5 separate regions of the Homo sapiens genome follow, and all the other regions are linked to region 1. A link is a contact called in ENCODE Hi-C or POLR2A ChIA-PET data. All regions are on one chromosome and are shown on one strand. The core of a region is the stretch at or near the end of the contact, and the rest is flanking DNA. Distances in the headings are between cores, read along the strand shown. Region 1 holds the start of RFX3 (regulatory factor X3). Region 2 holds the start of DMAC1 (distal membrane arm assembly component 1). Region 3 overlaps DOCK8 (dedicator of cytokinesis 8). Region 4 holds the start of KDM4C (lysine demethylase 4C). Region 5 has its middle 22 kb from the start of LINC02851.

Region 1 (4,429 bases), core at 1,261-3,760:
GCTCTCAAATCAACTTGTGAATGAAAATCTAAATCACAGAAAACCTGAGCTATACATGAGTGAAATGCCTCAAAAAAAGTTCTCAGACACTGTAAATAAAATATTAAACCATAACATTATAGTATATAATTTACTTAACTGAAAACCTATTATGTAAATGGCATAAGGTCTGAAACTGTCCCAAGACAGCAAAACTCCTATTAACTTCAGAGAGAGTTTATAGGACCCAGGAGCTTCACCATCCAAAAGTGTTCAGGCATTTGACACTCATCTGAACAGAAAAAAAAATACAAGTTAGTATTAGAGATTTGCATGGAACCCAGTTTGGGGAGAGGAGGAATAATTATAAACAAATCTGAGTGCTCTGAGAAAGACTTCTTTCAGAACAAAATATCGTCTTCATTTAAAATAGCAATCACAAGGAAATGAATTGAAAAAGTTTTTTTAAAATCCCAACTCTTATTTTACAAAATATTAGCCTTAATAGCATTATAATTACCCACCCTGCTCGTTGACAATCTCAAGAATAATTAGTACTGTCACATTATTCACAAGCTGCTGTGTCAGTTAAATCAATATATGTTTGCTGTTAGAAAGAAGACTATTTGAATAAGCATTTTAAAACTGTAAATTTAAAACTTCAATATGTGCAACTACAATAGTACATTATATTTGTTTTAGCACACATTCATTATCAAAACTCTACTGATAAATCTATTAACTAAAAGTTAAGCTGAAAAAAATGAACAAATTTAGGGGATCTGTAAAACTGGGTTAACGTTAACCAAGAACCTACTATATAAGGACTAATAAGTATTCAAATCTACAGAGAAAAATAATTTTTAAAAGAAATACTTAAAAAGGAAAAAGTTCTCTCTCCTGAGCAGGTTCAAGTCACTGTCCAAAGAAAATCAAAAAGTAAATAAAAAGAATATGTTAAGTACACACATGCCTAGATCTTAACCAGAAAGAAAGTGAAATATACACACGTTTCAAGTTGAGAACCTTCATACATTCTTTATGAACTTGACTTGAATTTCAACTCTCAAAGGAAAATGAGGAGATTAAAAAAAAAAAAACTCTTAAAGTACCATAACTGTCACAAATAACACTGTGAACTGAGTTCTCACAAAGCTTCCTTGTGTCCCTTCCCTGTTCATCACAAAGTCTCATAATCACAATGAAAATTGTTAACACTCTACTGCGGGGAAGGAGGATCATCAAAGTGAAACGGAACCTCACTACTCCCCCTCCCACCTCCACATGAAGGATAAAGCACTGTCAATAACTACTAACCCAAGTATCACAGATGCCCTGCATCCGGTTTAAATCACAAGCACACACACACACACACACACACACACACACACACACACACACACACACACCAAAGAAGAGAGAGGAGACAGACTTTAAAAAAGAAAAACATCTTTCCCAGTACAGCAAAGAGGGCCCAACGAACAGGCCCCAGGTTTCAATATGTGTGCAAGGGGTGTGTGGGGGGGGGGAGAAAGAGGGGGAGGGAAGAGTGCTGAATGGATGTTAAGACTGTTTGCCGCACAAAGAAAATACAGTTTTAAAAAGAAAAAAGAAAACCATGAAGCTGATGATGGTGAAAGAAGAGCAGCCCATTCAGCACCAGGCAAAGAGGGGCAAAAATGAAGGGAATGGGCGGTGGGAAAAGTTCACCAACGTATGAGGATTAAAAATAACAAAACCCATAACAAGGCCCCACAAGTGAACAACAACAACAACAAAACACCACCTCTTGGGTCCCCCCCTTGCACACTGTTGTCTATTTCGGCTTTGAAAGAAGCAGGAAACAGCAGCGTTGGAAAAGAAGAAAATTAAAGAAAGAACAAATTCTTATCTCTTCACCTGACCCTCCTCCTCAGACCAGACCTAAGGGAAAGATCCAGCATCCGCATCGGAAAACTGTGGCTCCCTCTCCCGCTCGGCTCGCAGCCCCCCAAGCTCCCGCTCCATCCCTGAAGTGCGGCCGGCGCAGGGCCGGGGCCGGCGGGCGGCGCGGCGCCCACACCCCCGACCCAGCCGCGGCGCGCAGGGTCCATTGTAAACAAGCCCGGGGAACAGAGCCCCTCGGCGGCGGCGCCGCAGCGGCAGCCCCCGTGTCAGGAGTGAGACCCCAGCACAGCCACACTCGGCTCGCACACACGAACACACACACGCACGGACACACGCGTTCACACGCAGCCACACGCTCCCACACACATGTAGAGACCGAAGAATATTCACCTTGGCTGTGGATTATTGTGGTGTTGTTGGTGGGTGATGGAGATGGTGGTGGTGGGGAGGAGGAGGAGGAAGAGGAGGAGGAGGAGGAGAGGAGTAGTTGTTGTTGATGGGTAACAGTCGCCAGGACTACGGTGACTATGGCGCTTGATTCACAAGGCAACGGTTGCTATAACTCACAAAAGAGAGAGAGAGAGGGAGAGAGAGAGAGAGCGAGAGGGAGAGGGAGACACTCGCACGGGGAGGGGTGGGGGAGGGAAGAGGGGAGGAGGCGGGCCCGGCCAAGCCGCCGGAAGGGGAGGGCGCAGCGCTGTGACTGACGGCCCCCAAACCCGGGTGGGGTGGCGGGGCGGCGGGGTGACGGGGCACGAGGCCGGGATTCCACCGCAGGACTCCGAAGAGGTGCGCCTATGCTTGGCTGGGGCTGAGGTCACCAAGAGTCCTCTCGGAGGGACGTTACTACACGCGCTGGCGAGGCCCAGGAGTCGTGGTGCGAGGGGTACTATCTGTGAAACGAGGGCTGCCTGTCCCAGCAGCCAGCTTTGTACAGAGACGTCCCGGAGCCACGAGAGAGTAACGGCTAACCCGGGGGAGGGGGTGGCGAGGGTGATTCCAGGCACTTTGTGAAGAAACGAGCTATGGCGAGGGAAGAATCCACTTTGAAGAGCGGCCCCCGCCCTGCCCGATACGTTACTTCCGGGGCGGGGCGGGCAGAGGGGCCCGGATGTGCCGCCGCTTTTTAGTTTCTGAGGCGCCGGCGGTGTTCCTGGTAGCGTCAGCCTCCTGGCTTTTCCTTTTCCTGGACGCTTCAGGGCTCCGCGGCCTGCGCTAGACTGGAGGGTCCGCGTCACTCTCGCCCTCCTGCTTTCCGCGCTCTCACCCGCTCCCGCCTCCTGAGGGCACGACTTGTGGAGGAGCGCGGGCGGCGGGGCGTGAGCGAGCTGCCTCTGCCGCCATCTTAGAGAAGGCGAGCGTGGGGTGTGCGTGGGCGCGAGTCGGCCTCCCGCGGTGCCGCCGCAGCGTGGCGCGGAGAGGTGAGGTCCAAGCGTGTCCGGCCCTCACTCCATAACGAAAAAGCGAGGTCATCACTCCCTATCTACAAGGGATGGGAGTAAGTGCCTGTAGAGAGCAAGAAATTGCCCTGCCCGGAGGCTGAGAAAGCGCATTTGGCGGTTCCCCTCGACGGAAGGCGTAGAGGGGCGGGGTAGCTTACACCTGCCTGCGATACCATCCTGTTAGTTTCTAGTTCTGTTAGTTTCAGCCCTTAAGTGCTCACCCCTCTTTAAAGACCGAACTGGGAGTTGAGCTCAAGCCCGGATCCTGTTACCTGCCGTGCTCTCATCCCCCGTTACTCAGCCTACTGTAGCTGAGGGTCTTGCTGTTTGTGGCTGTATTGAGATAGACGAATGGCTTCCGTCTGTGTTGAATGTTGTTAACACAACCTGCCATCTCAAACACCCGTTGATAAGGCACAGCCTGTAATGCCTCATGGTTCAAACAGACTCCTCCAATTCTCTGCAGACTCGAGTCCAGCAGGCACATGCCCCCAGGCCCTGCCAATACCCAAAATCTCCCAACATTTGCCGCTAAGCTGCTTAACCAGGACAATGACATAGTAGAAGTAGAGCCTTAGGAAGTCAGTTCTCCTCTTGAGGCTTAATTTTTGCACCTGCAAGTAAGGGATTTGGGCCGGCATGCGTTCACCAGCGCTAAAATAATACTGAGCTCATTCTGTGTCCCAGAACTGGTGCTAAGTGTTTTACATACATTATCTCATGTAATCCCAACAACACCAGTGTTAGGTAATATTCGCATTTGAGGAAAAACAGGCCGAGAGTCCTAAAAGTCGGTGGTTTTAGTTTATGGCTGCGTGCCATAGAATACAAGGTTACCTTGTTTTAGGAACCAGCTACTTTGGGTACGTTTTTAAAAGTAATATTGTTGCCTTTGATAATCTCATGAGTTAGAGATGTTCTTACAATAATAATGTGTTGCAGTAGTGAACAGTGGTGAGCCTAGTGCTAAAGCTAAAAGGTTTCCTGACCCACTGTGGTAGTAAGGGCTTCTAGTCAGACAAATGATTGTGTGGTGACCAGTGTGGGTCCCATTTGACATACAGATGGGAAATGAGGTATACGTTCCAGCTTTATGAAAACTGGTAGTCGTTATGAATATT
Region 2 (4,429 bases), core at 1-2,500, 4.3 Mb after region 1:
CGGGGAAAGGGACAGAGACAGAAGACAGATTCACTGGTGGTACTTTCAAACAACGCGGTAGGCCTTCCCTTTGGGGTCTGCCATGACAACGATACCCCAGGTGGCAATGCCTAGAAAAAAAACAACAATACCTTACCTTTATGCTGCATTTAAATTTACCAAGTGTTTCACATATACGCCATCTTATTTAACCCTCACAACACTTCTGGAGGATATATTACCATTGTATCTTTCTTATAAGGCAAGTGAAGCACAGAAAAAGAAAAAAAAATCAGGAAAAAAAAGAATATCCTGTAGGAGAATTTACCTATACAGGATCAAGAAGGTAAGACAGTTAGAAACCTAAAATTCTATTCACTGACAATCGGTTTGAAAGCTAAAAAAATCATGACGTTTGATTGGATGACATCTTGACGATCACAGAACGGGGCTGTGGGCCACATTACCCAGGTGTACCAAGTAGGTGAGCTTAGAATCCACGTCTAAAGATCTGGGATTCAAGGCAAATTTCTTAAATTAAGGTCAAGGGCCCTCGCTCAGGCTTTCTCCAGGACCTGGAGAAAAAGTATGGGCTTTGAGATCTGATATACCTGGGATCAAGTGACTGTCATTTCCTGACCATGAACACAATACTCCTCGTTGCCTCGGTTTGCTCCACAGTAAATACTATAATCATACCTACTTCTAACAGCTATTCTGAGAATTAAAAGGGCTGAGTCTAATAAGGGTTCTCAAGAAATACTAACTTAAAATTAAAAAAAAAAAAAGAAAGGCGTTCCAACAACTTCCTCTCCCACCTTGTTTGAGGTGCCCCCACCACCTGACCAGCGGCAGCACCCCGCCTCCCCGCCTCCCCGCCCACGTGGCTGCTCCGTTTCCTTCCTCTACCCCGCAGATACCCAACCCGCCCAAGTGCTGTGCCTTGATTCTCACTGAGGCCGATGACCATCTGCGTAATGGTCCATGGACTCGGGGGGTATCCCATCTTCATGGGCTTCCGTGCCACCCAGTACACGTACCCGCCCGCCCCCATCAGCCCCAACCCAGAAAGCACGCGACAGCTCCAGCAGGTCTTCAACAGGCGGTGTTCTGCTGGGGAGGTCGGCGCTCCGGGTGTAGCTGGGGGCGCAGGTTTGGCGGGCGCGGCGGCGGTACCGGGAGGCGCAGTGATATAGGACTCAAAAGGCTGGGACAACCGAGACCCCATGCTCTGGAACTCGGCCTCAACCTTGGGCGTCTTTGGTTCAAACTGGCGTAAACGACGCACCGGAAGGCAGAGCGCCGGAAAGCAGAATGCCGGGACGCTAGCGCAGTGCGCGGAGGAATCTTAAGGGCTGCTGGGAAATGAAGTTCTCCTCCGCTTCAGAGGCGGAAAAGGTGAAAGAATGCTGCTCTTTCCTGCTGGATTTCTCTGGCAGCAACAACCTTGTATGCGCTGGAGGACAATTCCAGCCCTCCTCCCCGCCGCCCCCCCCGCCCCCACTGTTTTAGAAATTCTGTAATCGCTACTCACTAAATGAATCACCTTTCAGTCTCCTTAAAGAAGTCTGGCTCTCTTAAGTTTCCTGCCTCACATGAACTGCGAGACCTTGGGCATGTCATATCTCCTATCCAGAGGCCTGTGAATCAAGGAGTTGGGTTTTATATGTGCATAATCATGTGCTAGATACAGACATACCATAGCGATTGCAGGTTTGGTTCTAGACCAACACAATACAGCAAATATCTCGATAAAGCAAGCCATGCAATTTTTTTTTGGTTTCTCCGTGCATATAAAAGTTGTTTATACTGTAGTCTATTAAATGTGCAGTAGCATTGTGTCTAAAAAACAGTATATATATCTTAATTTAAAAAACATCTTGCCCAAAAAATGGTAACGATTACCTTAGCCTTCAGTAAATCCTAATCTTTTTTTTTTTTTTTTTTTTGAGGTGGAGTTTTGCTCTTGTTGCCCAGACTGCCCAGTGCAATGGCACAATCTCGGCTCACTGCAACTTCCGCCTCCCGGGTTCAAGTGATTCTCCTGCCTCAGCCTCTCGAGTAGCTTGGATTACAGATGCCTGCCACCACGCCTGGCTAATTTTTTTGTATTTTTAGTAGAGACGGGGTTTCACCATGTTGGCTAGGCTATTCTCAAACTCCTGACCTCAGGTAATCCACCTGCCTTGGCCTCTCAAAGTGCTGGGATTACAGGCATGAGCCACCGCACCTGGCCACTTCTAATCTTTTTGCTGGTGGAGGGTCTGGCCTTGATGGTGATGGCTGCTGACTGATCAAGGTAGTGGTTGCTGAAGGTTGGGGTAACTGTGCCAATTTCTTAAAATAAGACAATAATGAAATTTTCTGCAAGAATTGACTCTTCCTTTTACGAAAGATTTTTTTGCAACATGCAATGCCGTTTTATAGCATTTTAATAACCACTATATAACGTCTTTCAAAATTGGAGCCCTTTATCCAACATTTTGACAATGTTCATAGCATCTTCACCAGGAGTAGATTCCGTCTCAAAAAACCACTTTCTTCATCCATAGGAAGTAACCCCTCATCTGTTCAAGTTTTATCATGAGATTGTGGCAATTCAGTCACATCATCAGGCTCCACTTCTAATTCTAGTTCTCTTGCTATTTCCACCACATCTGCTGTTACTTCCCTCATCTGAAATCTTGAACCCTTCTTAGTTGTTCATAAAGATTGGAATCAATTTCTTCCAATATCCAGTTAGGGATATTTTGATCTCCTCCCATGAGTCACAGATATTCTTAATGGCATCAGAATGGTGAATCTTTCCCAGAAGGTTTTCAATTTACTTTAACCAGATTCATCAGAGAAATCATTATCTCTGATTGTAAGGCTGCAAGAGCCTTACAAAATGTATCTCTTATATAATAAAACTTGAAAGTCAGAATTACTTCTTTATCTATAGGCTGCAGAATGGATGTTGTGTTAGCAGTTATGAAAATGCTAATCTCTTTGTACATTTCCATTAAAGCTCTTGAGTAACTAGGTACATTGTCAATGAGCAGTAATATTTTGAAAGGAATCTTTTTTCTGAGCAAGAAGTCTCAACAATGAACTTAAAATATTCAGTAAACCATGCTGTAAACAGATGTGCTGTCATCAGGCTTTGTTGTTCAAATTATAAAGCACAGGCAGAGTATCCTTAGCATAATTCTTAAGGATGCTAGGATTTCCAGAAAGGTAAATGAGGACTGGCTTCAATTTAAAGTCATCAGCTATATTAGATTCTAACAAGAAAGTCAGATTTGAAGCGTGAAACCAAGCATTGACTTGTCCTCTCTAGTTATGAAAGTCTTAGATGGCATCTTTTATTAATAGAATGCTGCTTCATCTATACTGATTATCTGTTATCAATTATCTAAGCTACATCTCTTTGATAACTTGCTGCAGCTTTTACATCAGCACTTGCTGCTTCACCTTGCACTTTTATGTTATGAAGACAGCTTATTTTTTTTTAACCACATGAACCAATGTCTACTAACTTCCAACTTTTCTTCTGCAGCTTTCTCACCTCCCTCAGCCTTCGTAGAATTAAGGAGAGTTGAGGTCTTGCTCTGGATTAGGCTTTGATTTAAGGGAATGTTGTGGCTGATTTGATCTTCTATCCGGATGACTGAAACTTTTTCCATATCAGCAATATGGCTGTTTTACTTTCTAATCATTGGTGTGTTCACTAGAGTAGCACTTTTAACTTCCTTTTTCTTTGTATTTACAACTTGGCTGTTTGGCCTACATTCCGGCCTATCCCAGTTTTCGACATGCCTTCCTTAGTAATAATCATTTCTGCATTTTGACTTAAGTTGAGAGAAGTTTGACTCTTCCTTTCACTTGAACACTTAGAGGCCATTGTCATGTTATTAGTTGGCCTAATTTCAATATTTTTGCATCTCAGCAAATGCAGAGGAGAAGTAGAGAGGGCAATGGTTGGTGGGTGGAGCAGTCAAAACACACATTTTTATTAAGTTCACCATCTTCTATGGGTGTGGTTCATTCTGCCCTAAAATTATTCCAATAGTAACATCAAATATCACTGATCACAGATCACCATAACAGATATAATAGTAATGGAAAAGTTTGAAATATTACAAGAATTACCAAAATGTGATACAGACATGAGTGAGCACATACTGTTTGAAAAATTATGCTAATAGGCTTGCTCTACACAGGGTTGCCACATAACTTTCTATTTGTAAAATATACAATATCTGCCATTTACAGTAAAGTGAAGCATAGTGAAATAAGACATGCCTGTCCTTTGCTAAGCAACTAACTGCATGATGCCATTTAATCTTCATGACTCAACATGGCAGATGAAGTTTTCCCAACATATGACAAAACTGGCTAACTGCCATAGCCACAGTTGAAACCAGTGTCTGTGGATACAGTCAAATATCTTAAACACTACCTGTAC
Region 3 (4,429 bases), core at 518-3,017, 3.2 Mb before region 1:
GTAACACTTATTTTGCCCTGTGTGCTTTGAATTTCAGAAGGTGTAGTAAGCAAAGACCACTTACTAACCCTACAGATATATCCTTAGAAAATACAGTGGTTTCTGTCATAAATCTGATAAATCAGATGAGAGGAAGGGTGTATGTTTGATGTTGATTTTTCTTTTTGTTTTATTGGGGTTTTTAAAAACTATAAATATCAGGTCTGATGACTATGTGTATAAACATTTTCTAAGTAGATAAAATATTTTCAAATTTTGCATTTTTTAGTATGAAGGGGATCCATCATTTGAAGTTGGTTTTCTAGATGTGATGATAAACTTGTCCCAGGTCTATTTGACACTCCTACCAAAATCCTTTGTGACCAGGGCTAGAAGGCAGCTGTGGCTAGTAAATAACCCTGTGTGTAGACTCACTTATTGGCTTTGGCATTCTCTATTGCCACAGCTGTGTGAATAGATTAACCAGAGACCCTCTGGTGCCAGCCACCTATTCAGGCAAACAAGTCTATAATCAGTACCTCTGTTAAAATGAAACTGTAATATACTATTGTCTTTTCATTTATTTATTTATTTATTTAGAGACAGGGCCTTGCTCTGTCGCCCAGGCTGGAGTGCAGTGGTACAATCTTGGCTCACTACAACCTCCGCCTCCCAGGCTCAAGCGATTCTCCTGCCTCAGCCTCCCAAGTAACTGGGACCACAGGCGCACCATTGCGCCTGGCTAATTTTTGTATTTTTTTTGTAGAGACGGAGTTTCTCCATGTTGTCCAGGCTGGTCTTGAACTCCTGAGCTTCAGTGATCTGCCTGCCTTGGCCTCCCAAAGTGCTGGGATTACAGGTATGAGTCATTACACCCGGCCTATTTTCTGATTGTTCAAAGTAGAAGCCAGGCACAATGGCTCATGGCTGTATGTAATCCCAACAATTTGGGAGGCAGAGGCAGGAGGATAGCTTGAAGCCAAGAGTTCGAGGCCAGCCTAGGCAACATAGTGAGAACTCATCTCTACAACAAAGTTAAAAAGAAAAATTAGCCAGGCATGGTGGCACATGCCTTTAGTCCCAGCTACTTGCGAGGCTGAGGCAGAAGGATCACTTGAACTCAGGAGTTGGAGGCTGCAGTGAGCCATGATTGAGCCACAGTACTCTAGCCTGGGCAACAGAGTGAGACCCTGTCTCAGAAAAGAAAAGAGAAGAGAGGAGAAGAGAAAGAGAGAAGAGAAGAGAAGAGAAGAGAAGAGAAGACATACAAAAGAAGAGTAACATACAAGAGAAGAGTTAGGAGACCCTGTCTCAGAGGAAAGGAGGGGAGGGGAGGCGAGAGGACAAGAGAAGAAAGAGTTAGGATCTATGCCCTAAGGAAGTAAGGAGGATTTGAGACTGTGTAGGTGGTTAATAACCTTAAGCTACATATTTTATGGAGGGAAAAATCCTATTTTTAAAAGTGAGAATAGAACAATTTTGAAGTGAAATGGAATGAATTAGCTGGACCATAACGGCTCTGACTGAAGAAAAGGATGTAAAAAGCCACATCCTGGATATGTACCAAACACCATGGTTACATGGCATGTTTGTATATGTAACATTTATTTAAAAAAAAAGTCTCATAGCTTAGAAGGCATTTATTTTTGTTATGTGTATAGGCTTCTGTGCAATAAAGCAGCCTTTTTTATTTTACAGCTCATGATGACTTAAATGGTTAATTGCCTGATAAATATGGTCCTCTTTTATTCTTCTGATTCTGTTGTTCTTTTGCACTTCATCTTTCAAGGGGTTGGGCTATTCTTAGGTTTCACTGATTGCACTGGAAGGGACATGACGGAAAATGAAGATCTCAAGATAATTTTCTTGCAAATTCACAATGGAAGATAAAAGGAAAGAGTGGCAGGCATTCTGCACACAGAGCAGACGTTTCTTTATTGTCATTGTTCAGCAGAGGAATCAACTCAGCCTTGGTGAAACTAGAGTGATGCCCATGGTGGCATGTCAGCATCTCCCTCTTAGTGGCATCAGTGCTAGATTGTTGTTGTTGGAAGCAGGAGAGTGTTTAGTCCATAAAGTACAGAACTTCGATATCACAGAAGCTAGAAGAACTTTACTGCCTTCAGCTTCGTTTAAAGATAGTAGAGAGCTTACTCATTCGTTTTAGAAATATGTATTGGGTCTCTATGTCAGGAACTGCTGGCACAGCAGTGAGATTGAAGATACAACAGTGAATACAATAGAGGGCCTATCCTCATAGAGTTTGCCTTTCAGAATGAGGGACAGACGCAGACAAATAGAAAATGTCGATTGTGTCAGGGAGTATTGAGGGCTTTGAAGAATGAAATCGTGACCCAGAAGAGATGCTTTTAGATTGGATCATCCGTGAAGGCCTCTATCTAGAAAGGAGACACTTGGGCAGAATTCTGAATGAACTTGACGGACATCTGAAGGAAAAATATTCCAGTCAGAAGGAACAGTACGTGCAAAGTCCCCAAAACTTCAATAAGTGACGTGCTCCAGAAGCAGCAAGGAAGCAGAATGAGGCCTGAACAGAGTGGGCAGTAGGAAATGCAGTCATAGAGAAAGCAGGGCTGGGTCACAGGCCTCAGAGACTGTAGAACATTGGCTCCTACTCTAAGACAGGAAGCTGCTGTGAGCATTGAGGTTGGGCGTGGAACCATTTGACTTTTTATGAGGATCACTCTGGCTGCAGTGTGGAAAATAGACTGGACGAGGGAGGGCAGTTAGGAAGATGTCACGGTAACTCAGGAAAGCAATACCGGTGCTTTGGACGAGGGTGGTGGCAGAAGAGAAAGTGAGAAGTATTCTGGATATATTTCAGAAGAAAGTGGATAGGATTTTCTGATGGGTGATATGTAGAGTGTAGGAGAAAGAGAAGAAGCAAGATTGACTTTAATGTTTTCCACCTGGGCAATTGGTGGACTGGAATTGCCACTTGCAGAAGTGTGGAGGTATGGAAGGTATGGGAAGAGCAGATTGCCAGGAAAGTTGAGTTAGTTTTGAACTCATTGTGTTTGAGAGGTCTGTTAAATTATCAAGTAGTGATGTTGAGGTGTAATTGGAAAAGTCAACCTGGAATTTATGGCAGAAGTTGAGGCTGCAGATATAAACTTGTAATTTTAAAAATGTATATTTAAAGCCATGGGAGTGAATGAGTTCATTTGAGATTGAATGCAGATTGAGAAGAGATTTAGAATTGAACTCCAGGGCACTGCATAGCAGGAGGAAAACCTAGTAAAAGTGGTATCTGTAAAATAGAGGAACGAACTGTCACAATTTGCCTGGTACTGAGGATTTTCTCAGTACATGAGACTTTAAGAGACTGGGACACCCTGAGACAATTGGTTGCCTTCCATGGGAAGAAAGTATGTCAAGAGGGAGAGAGTGAACAACTGTGTCCAATAAACCAGGACTGAGCAAAAACCATTGAATTTGGCATCATGAAGTCTTAGGTGACTTTGACAAGGCTTGTCTGTTGTGAACAGCCAAGTAAATGTGAGGACCACTCTCCAAAAGGTAAAGAAACATGCATGAGGATACAGGTGCGCCAGCTGGAGACATCATGCCTCTTCCCCGTCCCCACCAGGAGTGGCGTGAAGCCTCCCCAGTGCTGTAACGAGGCAGCCAGGTCCTGTGTGACTGCACATGTGACTTGGGGCAAGTCATTTAACCTCTCTGTTTTCACTATCCTATTTGTGAAATATTGTTTAGATTTGTGGTTTGAGTCAGCTATCTGTATACTACACTGTGTTAGGAGCTATGTAGATTAATTTTCAACAGATATGGTTCTGGGGTTGTAGGAATTTTCAATTTGAGAACAAATTGAATCTTACCCTTTGTCAGGAGAAATAGCCTTTGACATGTGTTAGGGGCAAGGGAAATCTCAAACTTGCTTAATTTTAAAAATGAATATTTGGTTGTGGATAATTTAAGCTTTGGTGATATTTCTAATTATTTTTTGTGTGTTTCTAGTCTACTGACCAGAAGTCTGAAAAAAACAACTAAAAAGAAAGACTGCATAAGCCTTCACTAGAGAAGTATTGAAAATTGCTTGAGGGAAGTGACGGTTTCTTTAGCCTAGTGTCTGTAGGACCCCAGTGTAGTGTTTGTTGAATGAATGAAAGGAGGCGTATCAGTCAGGTTCACTCAGAGAAACAGAAGCTGTAGGAAATCCATATGGATGTGTGTGAAGGTATTGGCTTGCCTACTGCTGGTGTGTGGCTAAGCGAGCTTAAAAGTCCGCAGGGCAGATAGTCAGGAAGGAAATATTCCCAACAGACTGAGCTCCCTTGGGCACAAGCTGAAGCCTGGAGTCTGAACTGCCAGAGAGCCTCTACCTTCTTAGAAAAGGCTTCCCACTGGCTAAGTCAGGCCCACCCAGGGGAATCTCTCCTTTGATTAACTTAAAGTCACCTGTTTAGGGACT
Region 4 (4,429 bases), core at 1,324-3,823, 3.2 Mb after region 1:
GCATTATGGCACATGCCTGTAATGCCAGCTGCTCAGGAGAATGAGGCACAAGGCACGAGAATTGCTTGAACCCGGGAGGTCAAGGCTGCAGTGAGCCGATATGGCGCCACTGCACTCCAGCCTGGGCAACAGAGTAAGACTCTGTCTCAAAAAACAAACAAATAAATAAAATAAAATAAAAACAAGTATTGTCTCTGAGGTGATCTGATGATCTGTTCGTTAGTTCACATTACATATAAACTTCAAGGGGAATCTATGTATTGTTCATACAGCCTTCCATTAATATATTGCAATTGGGATTTAAACAATTGAATCTAAATAAAAAATTTACTATATGGCTAAAATGTTTTCACGATAATTCATAATATGGAGGTATTTTGATACATTAGGGACACAAGACTGCCCTCAGTGCCATGAGTCCAGTTGATTTTCTAGTAGGCTCTCTTCACTTTCCAAGACTGTGAAGCACTTAATGGATTCACATAGTGCTTTACAGCTTTTGAAGTGTTTTGACATTTTACATTATCTTCCTTAAAATTAAAAAGTGCTCAGTGAAGTTAGCAAGGTTCGTATATCCACTTCAGTTCTTCAGGTTAAAAAAAAGTCATACTCTAATTCACAATGGTAAAGAAATGTTATTTGTGCATCTGCAAATTCTGAAGAAAATGGATTTCAGGTTTCCAGATTTTTTATTCTGGTGCACAAGATTTCTAATATAGCATATGGCTTCCAAAAGACCCTAGCTGCTTGATTGTGGACATATTTCTTAACCGCTATGCTTCAGTTTCCACATCTGTAACAATGAGGTATTAATAGTACCTATTCATTGAATTATTATAAGTATTTATTAATACATGTGAAGCTCTGAAGACAGTGTGTAGCTCACATTACTGTTCTAAGTAAGTGTTAGGTTGCATATTTATTATTTTAGCATATCCAATTTACTTGTAAGGATGGTTGGGATCCTGACGTTACATGCACACATTTGGAAAATTCCCAGTTGAGTATACGTTAGCCAAGTTCAGAATTGTGTGTGGCCGGGTGAAGTGGCTCACGCCTGTAATCCCAGCACTTTGGGAGGCCGAGGCGGGCGGATCACCTGAGGTCAGGAGTTTGTGACCAGCCTGGCCAACATGGCGAAACCCTGTCTCTACTGAAAATACAAAAATTAGCTGGGCGTGGTGGCGGGCGACTGTAATCCCAGCTACTCGGGAGGCTGAGGCAGGAGAATCTCTCGAACCCGTGAGGCGGAGGTTGCAGTAAGCCGAGATAGCGCCATTGCACTCCAAACTGGGCGACACAGCAAGACTCCGTCTCAAAAAAGAGTGTGTCTGTGTGTGTAGCGGAACTTTGTTTTTAACAACTAAAGAAATATGGTGACCCAATAATCCCGTTAGCCTTAGCTCAATTAATCACATTCCATCTGTCCTCACAATGTTCACCCCAGTGAGAAACGAGTTCAAGCGCGTGGTAAGCGGTGTCGATATATTTTTAAAATTCTGTTATCAGTATAATGTAACAGAAAATTCAGCATATTAGCCCAACTTTGCTCACTGGTGTGAAGATATGCCCAATCTTTCTTAGCTAAGACGTTAGAGAAAACGCCACAAGGGACCCAGCTGGGAGCTCTGTAGGAAGTTTAAAAAAAAAATCATTCAGCTTTGCAAAACATCTGATGCTCAACCATCTGTCTTTGGCAGTACAGGGGCTTAAGGTCTGGTTGGTTCCTTCTGACACCTCGGAAGGCGGAGTTACAGAGGAAAAGCAACAAGTTGTAGGAAGTTAACTTATCTAGTCTCAGACGCTGGAGGCACCTGCATTTCTAGTCACTTCAGTTCTGGCCAAACTGTTATCAACTCTAGTTTCTGAGGGACCGCCAGCCCAGGATTCCTATTGGGGTCACCTTTGTGCCTCCCTATCTTAAGAGCACACTTGGGCGGGTCGGGGCGGGACGTGCTGGGTGTAGGTGACTCAACACCGGACAGTTTTGCTTCCAGAGGCTGACACGCTCCTGCGCGGTAGTTGTTAAAGGGTTGGGACACGAAGATACTCTTCGCCTATTCGGGATCTCCCATTGTGGGAAGGAGGCTCAGTGGTCCCGGCCACCGGGTGAAGGGAGAACGGGAACACAGCGCTGTCATCGCCGGAGAGCTGCGAGCCCCGACTTTCTCGCCAGGCTCTCCAGTACATTCCGAGGCTCCACCCCGGTAACGCCACGCTGACGTCCGCGCGTCGGAGGCCGCCATAGGTGCGCGTCGGCGCCCAGGAGGACGTGTGGCGCGTGGACTACATCAGGTCCAGCCCTGCGGGACCCCAGCCAGCGCTTCCGGGCAAGGTTCTGTGCACCTGTTTTCTCCTTCTACGCGAGTATCTTTCCCCTCCGGAAAGAATGGGATATGCCTGTGTCCAAAGGACAAGAAGATGCGCGCCAGCAAGCCTAAGTTAACCACAGCGCGGAAGTTGAGCCCAAAGCAAGAGCGTGCCGGGCACCTTTAAGCTGTTTGTAAGCCCACGTGACTCACCAAGTGCGGGCCCCAGCGGTCACGTGACGGCGCGCGCGCCCTCGCGCAGGGAGAGCCGGCGGTGCGCGCGCCTTCGCCGCTGCCTCCCACCCACCCCCTCGACGGGAGGGTGAGGCGCGGCGCAGTGATCGGGCGGCCGGGGTCCTGTGCGCGTGCGCAGCGAACAGCTGTCACCTAGTGCGGAACAAGTCTCCCAAATTTCCCAAATCTCCCTGGGCCGGAGGCCACTGTCTTCTCTTCCTCCTCCACCGAGTCGTGCTCTCGCCCCAACCCGCGCGCCAGGTAACCGCTTTTCCGGAGTCTGGGGGCCAGGGCGGGGGGAGGGTCCGGAGAGGTCTTCCCGGCACTGCCCCCCTCCGCGTGGGGCACGGGGGTGCGGGCGTCCGGGCGAGCGGCGACGCTGGGGCAGAGACGCTCCGTCCGTGACTGCAGCGACTGTCAAGCTGGGGAGGGAGCGGCCGGCCGCGGCCGCAGGGGAGGGATGCGGGGGCCGGTGACAGCCCGCTCCGGCCCTTACCGAGGTTCGGTACCCGCGCTCGCCGTTTTCCCGGGATCCGGAGTCGGGGTCGCCTCCTTGGGGCAGAGGAGCGCTCGGGCGGTCCTGGGATGCGGACCTCTTAACGCCGCCAGTCGGCTGTGGCGGACTCCAGGAAGGCCGGGCCTGGTGCACCCCTCGGGGCCCTCCCTTCCCTGGGAGTGTCACGACCCGCGGGGTGAGGGTGGGAGCTCCTCTCCTGACCACCCGTTGCAGGCAGTCATCCCGTCATTCGGGGTCGTCTTCAGCCCTCGCGGCTGTCCTTTTGGTGTTTCTTTCCCCCGGCATGGGGCCATTTCTTCCTGCAGTGCCTGGAGGAACCATGATGCGGTGTAGACGGCGGGTGCTTAAATAAATGCGAGTTGGATTAGGGCGCGTGGACTGCCAGGCACAGAACGTGGCGTGGAGTGGGGACGTGGAGGAGGGAGCCAGACAGGCCGGGGCTGTAGGCAGGAGCTTGGGGTTTTCCTCTGTGCTCCGCCAGTAAAGCCAGCAGCCGGGATTCAGATGCTTTCCGCGTGGACTTGATGCTGGGCTCCCCCTTTGCTGCGCGGTGCAAGCCTGCGCTGGCTGGCTCTGATTGTGGGCAATACTACCGGGAGGGGTTTTGTCAGGTTCCTTCTTCCGGAAGAGACAAGGTAAACTTTTTTTTGCGCTTGATAAACTAACCCCGAGAGGTGATTTATAAAGCACTGTTCGGAAATGTAGGTTAGAAAAGCAGAGTCACTTTTATCCTGGTGAAAGTTACTAGTAGGTTCCGGCCACTTAGGTTCACACTAAACTCTGCCCTATTTTCACCCATTTCAGTTTGCGGTATTTAAAAAAATGTCTAAATTCCGGGCAGCTTGGCTTTACTGTTTCTATGGCAACGGTGACTAATATTCTCATTTCGAAGTGTTGTGGTTGAAAACTAGTGGTTTTAATTTTTAAAGGTCCATTTTTTATTAGGAAGCAGTCGGCTCTGCTTTGCGATTATCGCTTGCTTTCTTACCTTGCTGGCCTCCGCGCAACCCGCCCATAGTTTGTTTTGGAACGGATTACACGGTTGTTCGGGTTTTTTAGGTGCTTTTTCTCCCAATTTCAGTGTTATGAAAAGTTTTCACATAAGCTTTACAGTATCCCGCAAACTTGGTAATACAGTACAATTTAAACCGAAGACTTATTTCTTTTTATTAACAGACTTTAGTCAGTTGCTTTTCTAAAGTTGAAAATCAGACCCGGCGCCGTGGCTCCTGCCTGTAATCCCAACACTTTGGGAGGCCGAGGCGGGTGTATCACCTGAGGTCAGGAGTTCAAGACCAGCCTGGCCAAAATGGCGAAACCTCGTCTGTACCAAAAATTCAAAAATTAGCCAGGCATGGTGGCAGGCGCC
Region 5 (4,429 bases), core at 706-3,205, 3.2 Mb after region 1:
ACAAAATAATTATGATTACTATGTTCCAAGGAATAAAATAATCCAACATACCAATTAGCAGGAAATAGGACAGAGAAACATGTTGAAATGGTCTATGTATATGGAATCATCAAAGTCACAACTCTGGGAAACTCTGTAGAGTTAAAGGCCCCAAGTTCTTAAACGCTTTCAACGCTTTACCATTAAGTAGGATGTTTGGTGTATGGTGTTTTGCAGATACCCTCTATAAGATTAATTTCTCTTCTATTCCTGGTTTTCCATGAGTGTTTATCATGAATAAGTGTTAAATTTAATAAATTATTCTACATTTATTAAGATGATATTTTCTCCATTAATTAGTTAGTATCTTCAATTACAGTAATTTGTCTTCTCATGTTAAAACAACCTAATTTGGCTGGACGAGGTGGCTCACGCCTGTAATCCCACCACTTTGGCAGGCGGGTGGATCACTTGAGGTCAGGAGTTTCAGACCAGCCTGGCCAATACGGTGAAACCCCCCCACCGTCTCTACTAAAAATACAAAAAAAATTAGCCGGGCGTGGTGACGCACGCCTGTAATCCCAGCTACTCGGGAGGCTGAGGCAGGAGAATCACTTGAATCCAGGAGGTGGAGGTTTCAAAAAAAAAAAAAAAAAAGAACAAAACGTCTCAAAAAAAAACCCCCACAAAACAGAACAAAACAAAAAACCACATAACTTGGCTATGGTATTATTCCTTTCACATAATACTAGATTTTGCTAATATTTTGCTTACAGAGTTTCCCGTCTAGACTCATGAGCAAAACTTGCATACACTTTTCCTTCCATTCGCTGTTCTCGTCAGGTTTTCCTATCAGGGTTATGCTAGGCCATTAAAAAGTTTAAAAGTGTTACCCGCTTTCATCTTCCTTCCCCCTTTTATTCTGGAACTATTAAAGACTGGAATTATGTTTTCCTCTTATATATCGTTCAATTTGCCAGGGAAGCCATGGTGGCTTGCAGTCTTCTTTGTTGGAAGACTTTGGACTACTCTTTCAATTTGTTACTAAACTATGTAGGTTTCCCATTTCCCTAAACATGGAAACAGAAGACCTCCTAGGACGTCTCCATTGCGGGAGGGAGACTGCAGAGGTCTCCGGCCACAGGACTGAGGAAAACCGCAAAAAGACGCGGTCACTACTAGGCGGAGTTAAACTATGGAGCCGGTACCCCCAATACCCTGCCCGGCAAGGCCGCCTCGTGACGTCCCCGTCTGACAGAGTCCCTCCCCATAGGGCCGCGACAGAACCACCGCACGATGGGACACGCGAGGGTAAGCTCAGGTCTCAGCGCATCGTGTGGGCGTCGGGACAGCGTCCTGGGCACCTGTTCCTTCCACCTGCTCAAATCTCTTTCCCTTCTATGAAGAAGGGGGCTCCGGGCCCCATCCCCAGGGAGCAAGAAGACGCAGAGGACCGCGCCGGTTCAGGTGCCGCTGGAGAAATGGAATCTGACGGAGAAACTGATCTGGGGCGGCAGCCCGCTAGGTTCGCCTGACTCACTAAATGCTACTACAGTGCCCCACACGGACTGCCACGAGCGGGTCACGTGACTGGACTCTGGATCGGCTGTGCTGTGATGGCCGCGTAGCGCGCTGCTGTGCGCGCGAGACTATAAGCCTCTGGGCCGCCGGTGCCTCCGCGCGGTCACCGCCTCCACCCGCCTGGCCGCTTCCCTCGGCGCATGCGTAGCACACCGACTCCAGGATTGTTTCCCAAATCCCACTTCCGCCACTTCCTCCTCCCGAGACCAGCCAAGCGCGCCTGGCTGTCTGCCCTTCTTGGGCTCTTGGGGAGAACGTGGTCCGGGAACTGGCAGTCACGGGGAGGCAGCACAAGAGGTTTTCGCCCTCATGTGCTGGTGCAACTATCGCGACCATCACCCTGAGAACTGGAGGAAGGGTGCCGCAGGCAAAGAGTGGCGCGCCTGCAGATTCGGTTCCGCGCTTGGGGCTCTCGCGAGACCCGGCGCTGGAGTGTGGACCGCGCGTGCCGGTGACGCGTGGTGCAGACACGTCGCCGGTGCCTCTCTCCCTAGGCCTTCCTGGGGGTGAGCTTCCGTCCCAGACGTCTTCGGTCCTACACTGCTTCCATTTCTTTTTTTTTTTTTTCCTTCTTTTTTTCTTTGAGACAGGGGCTCATTCTATCACCCAGGCTGGAGTGCAGCGGCGCGATCTCGGCCCACCGTAAGCTCCGCCTCCCGGGCTCAAGCGATCCTCCCACTTCAGCCTCCTGAGTAGCTGGGACTCCAGGTGAGCGCCCTGCTAATTTTATATTTTTGGTAGAGACGGGGTTTCGCCATGTTGCCCAGGCTGGTCTCAACTCCTGGTCTCAAGTGATCCGCCTGCCTTGGCCTTCCAAAGTGCTGGGCTTACAGGCGGGAGCCACTGCACCCAGCCCTACGCCCCATCTTTCTGGGTTTCTGCCTGGTATTGTTACATCTCCAACAGGCTTAACTCAAAGCTGACTTTCCGCCTGTGCTGTATCTGCCCCATGGTCCTTTAGAGTATATAAAATATAAATGGCACTTTGGGAGGCCGAGGCAGGAGGATTGCTTGAGCTCAGGAGTTACTGACCAGCCTGGGCAACATAGTGAGACCCCCGTCTCATTAAAAAATAATAATGCAGGCAGGGCGCAGTGGCTCATGCCTGTAAACCGAGCACTTTCGGAGGCCAAGGTGGGCGGATCGCCTGAGATTGGGAGTTCGAGACCAGCCTGACCAACATGGAGAAACCCCATCTCTACTAAAAATACAAAATTAGTTGGGCGTGGTGGTGCGTGCCTGTAATCCCAGCTATTCAGGAGGCTGAGGCAGGAGAATCGCTTGAACCCGGGAGACGGAGCTTACAGTGAGTCGAGATGAGCCACTGCACTCCAGCCTGGGCAACAAGAGCGAAACTCCATCTCAAATAATAATAATAATACAAATAAATAAATGTACACACACAAATAAATGGACTTGATAGCGATTTTTTTAGGTTTTCAGCTGCCCAATTCAAGAAATGTATTTCTTCTTGTCCCTGATTTCCGTCACTGTCCCAAGGCAGTGGGATTAAAGCACCACTACCGTTTTTAGATCCTTGTGTTTGGCATTCCATGTCCTCCTCTCAAGACGTTTGACGTAACTTTCTCCATCTGCTCTGTTGAAACATATGCTTCAAAATCTTTTTTTTTTTTTTTTTGAGACGGAGTCTCGCTCTGTTGCCCAGGCTGGAGTGCAGTGGCGCGATCTCGGCTCACTGCAAGCTCCGCCTCCCGGGTTCAAGTGATTCTCCTGCCTCAGCCTCCCAAGTAGCTAGGACTACAGGCGCCCGCCACCAAGCCCGGCTAATTTTTTGTATTTTTAGTAGAGACGGGGTTTCACCGTGTTAGCCAGGATGGTCTCGATCTCCTGACCTCGTGATCCACCTGCCTCGGCCTCCCAAATTGTTGGGATTACAGGCGTGAGCCACTGCACCCAGCCTACCAGCCTAGACCTAGTTTTAGTTCCTTTTTTTGCTTCACTCCATTGTAGCTTAGGAAGCTAGTTTCAATTCCGGATTCTACCGTCTATCTGTATGACTGGGCCTTTGGTCAGTCTTTCTAAAATGAAGATTGCTCATTTTACAAATGAGTAAAAACTACCTGACATGTAGTGCAGGCTTTGTAAAGCACTCATCATGCTGCTTGTCATACTGTAAGCACTGATATGGCATAGGAAACCCAACCCCCAAACATAGCACCTTGGAAGTTGAGAAAACAGCATATACTGGAAGGCCACTGTCACATCTCCCTCACCCGTCTCTGAAGCAGGCCATAAAGCCTAGGAAGGTCATCCTCTTATCTCTCTTGAAAACCCTCATGTGGCAGGTGTCCTGCCCTATATCAGGGTGGAAGGAATGTCACACAGGGACACCAAGAATAATCTGAACAAACAGGTCTTGCTAATCTCATGCCCCCAATTTATTACCGTGAGATCATACCCGCTTTGTTCAATCATACTTCTGCACAACTATCCACTTTCTCAAACCTATGCATAAAAGTACACAGACTTTTCTTTGGGTCATTTCCTTAGGAAGACTCCCCATCATGTAAAACTTATATTACACAAATTTGTATGCTTTTCTCTTGTTAATCTGTATTTTGTTATAGGAGTCTCAGCCATGAACCTTACCATGGTTAAGGAAAACTTGCTTTTTCTTCTCTACACACTCAAATAAATTAGTTTGCCTCCTTTTCCATGCTTACCCAATATAAAATAGTAAAATGCCTCTTTTTTTTTTTTTTTTTTTTTTTTTCTGAGAGGGAGTCTCGCTCTGTTGCCCAGGCTGGAGTGCAGTGGCGCGATCTCGGCTCACTGCAACCTCCGCCTCCCAGGTTCAAGCAATTCTCCAGCCTCAGCCTCCTGAGTAGCTCGGATTATAGGTGCCTGC

The links. A loop is a pair of places that touch in the nucleus more often than their neighbours do. ChIA-PET counts read pairs that join two places held with the same protein, here RNA polymerase II (POLR2A). Pooled maps may share reads with other maps.
Region 2: a map of CD4-positive, alpha-beta memory T cell shows a loop between it and region 1 (21-fold over the local background). The contact joins the promoter of DMAC1 here to the promoter of RFX3 in region 1. A Hi-C loop is called at or near these places in 1 of 168 maps with a recorded cell type or tissue (CD4-positive, alpha-beta memory T cell), 1 of 37 single-sample maps with no recorded cell type and 8 of 50 pooled maps. POLR2A ChIA-PET finds 5 or more read pairs at or near these places in 1 of 52 experiments (CD8-positive, alpha-beta T cell).
Region 3: a loop to region 1 is called in a map of CD4-positive, alpha-beta memory T cell, with 25 times the contacts of the local background. The contact joins the enhancer-like site here to the promoter of RFX3 in region 1. A Hi-C loop is called at or near these places in 1 of 168 maps with a recorded cell type or tissue (CD4-positive, alpha-beta memory T cell), 1 of 37 single-sample maps with no recorded cell type and 10 of 50 pooled maps. POLR2A ChIA-PET finds 5 or more read pairs at or near these places in 1 of 52 experiments (activated CD4-positive, alpha-beta memory T cell).
Region 4: a map of CD4-positive, alpha-beta T cell shows a loop between it and region 1 (11-fold over the local background). The contact joins the promoter of KDM4C here to the promoter of RFX3 in region 1. A Hi-C loop is called at or near these places in 6 of 168 maps with a recorded cell type or tissue (CD4-positive, alpha-beta T cell, CD4-positive, alpha-beta memory T cell, CD8-positive, alpha-beta T cell and 3 more), 6 of 37 single-sample maps with no recorded cell type and 19 of 50 pooled maps. POLR2A ChIA-PET finds 5 or more read pairs at or near these places in 9 of 52 experiments (CD4-positive, alpha-beta T cell, CD4-positive, alpha-beta memory T cell, CD8-positive, alpha-beta T cell and 6 more).
Region 5: a loop to region 1 is called in a map of B cell, with 9 times the contacts of the local background. The contact joins the enhancer-like site here to the promoter of RFX3 in region 1. A Hi-C loop is called at or near these places in 1 of 168 maps with a recorded cell type or tissue (B cell), 4 of 37 single-sample maps with no recorded cell type and 21 of 50 pooled maps. POLR2A ChIA-PET finds 5 or more read pairs at or near these places in 1 of 52 experiments (CD4-positive, alpha-beta T cell).

What each region holds. Positions count from the first base shown.
Region 1 is chr9:3,523,491-3,527,919 of GRCh38, forward strand. RFX3 (regulatory factor X3) reads right to left here and starts at 2,511. Exons shown (of 17, transcript NM_001282116.2): 1 at 2,257-2,511. It overlaps LOC124902110 (a long non-coding RNA gene), which reads left to right and starts at 2,995. Exons shown (of 8, transcript XR_007061398.1): 1 at 2,995-3,287. RefSeq lists enhancers at 1,652-2,268, 2,846-2,895, 3,156-3,455 and silencers at 1,956-2,045, 2,476-2,665.
Region 2 is chr9:7,798,528-7,802,956 of GRCh38, forward strand. It overlaps DMAC1 (distal membrane arm assembly component 1), which reads right to left and starts at 1,251. Exons shown (of 2, transcript NM_033428.3): 1 at 934-1,251; 2 at 1-110. The coding sequence starts at 1,207. The coding sequence ends at 46. RefSeq lists an enhancer at 1,015-1,561.
Region 3 is chr9:276,249-280,677 of GRCh38, forward strand. The region is part of intron 2 of DOCK8 (dedicator of cytokinesis 8); the gene reads left to right. Among named protein-coding and RNA genes, the nearest start is that of DOCK8-AS1, 63 kb to the left of the region's middle. Within about 2 kb of position 1,768, at least 6 of the 41 ENCODE cell types and tissues checked have a DNase peak (open chromatin) inside an H3K27ac peak, as active enhancers do.
Region 4 is chr9:6,755,400-6,759,828 of GRCh38, forward strand. KDM4C (lysine demethylase 4C) reads left to right here and starts at 2,574. Exons shown (of 22, transcript NM_015061.6): 1 at 2,574-2,804. RefSeq lists enhancers at 665-1,376, 2,108-2,467, 3,668-3,887 and silencers at 2,508-2,747, 2,838-3,007.
Region 5 is chr9:6,679,721-6,684,149 of GRCh38, forward strand. No RefSeq gene overlaps it. Among named protein-coding and RNA genes, the nearest start is that of LINC02851, 22 kb to the right of the region's middle. RefSeq lists enhancers at 1,199-1,578, 1,485-2,233, 1,699-1,988, 2,059-2,178, 3,747-4,006. Within about 2 kb of position 1,956, at least 41 of the 41 ENCODE cell types and tissues checked have a DNase peak (open chromatin) inside an H3K27ac peak, as active enhancers do; they include B cell and CD4-positive, alpha-beta T cell, where a contact is called at or near this core.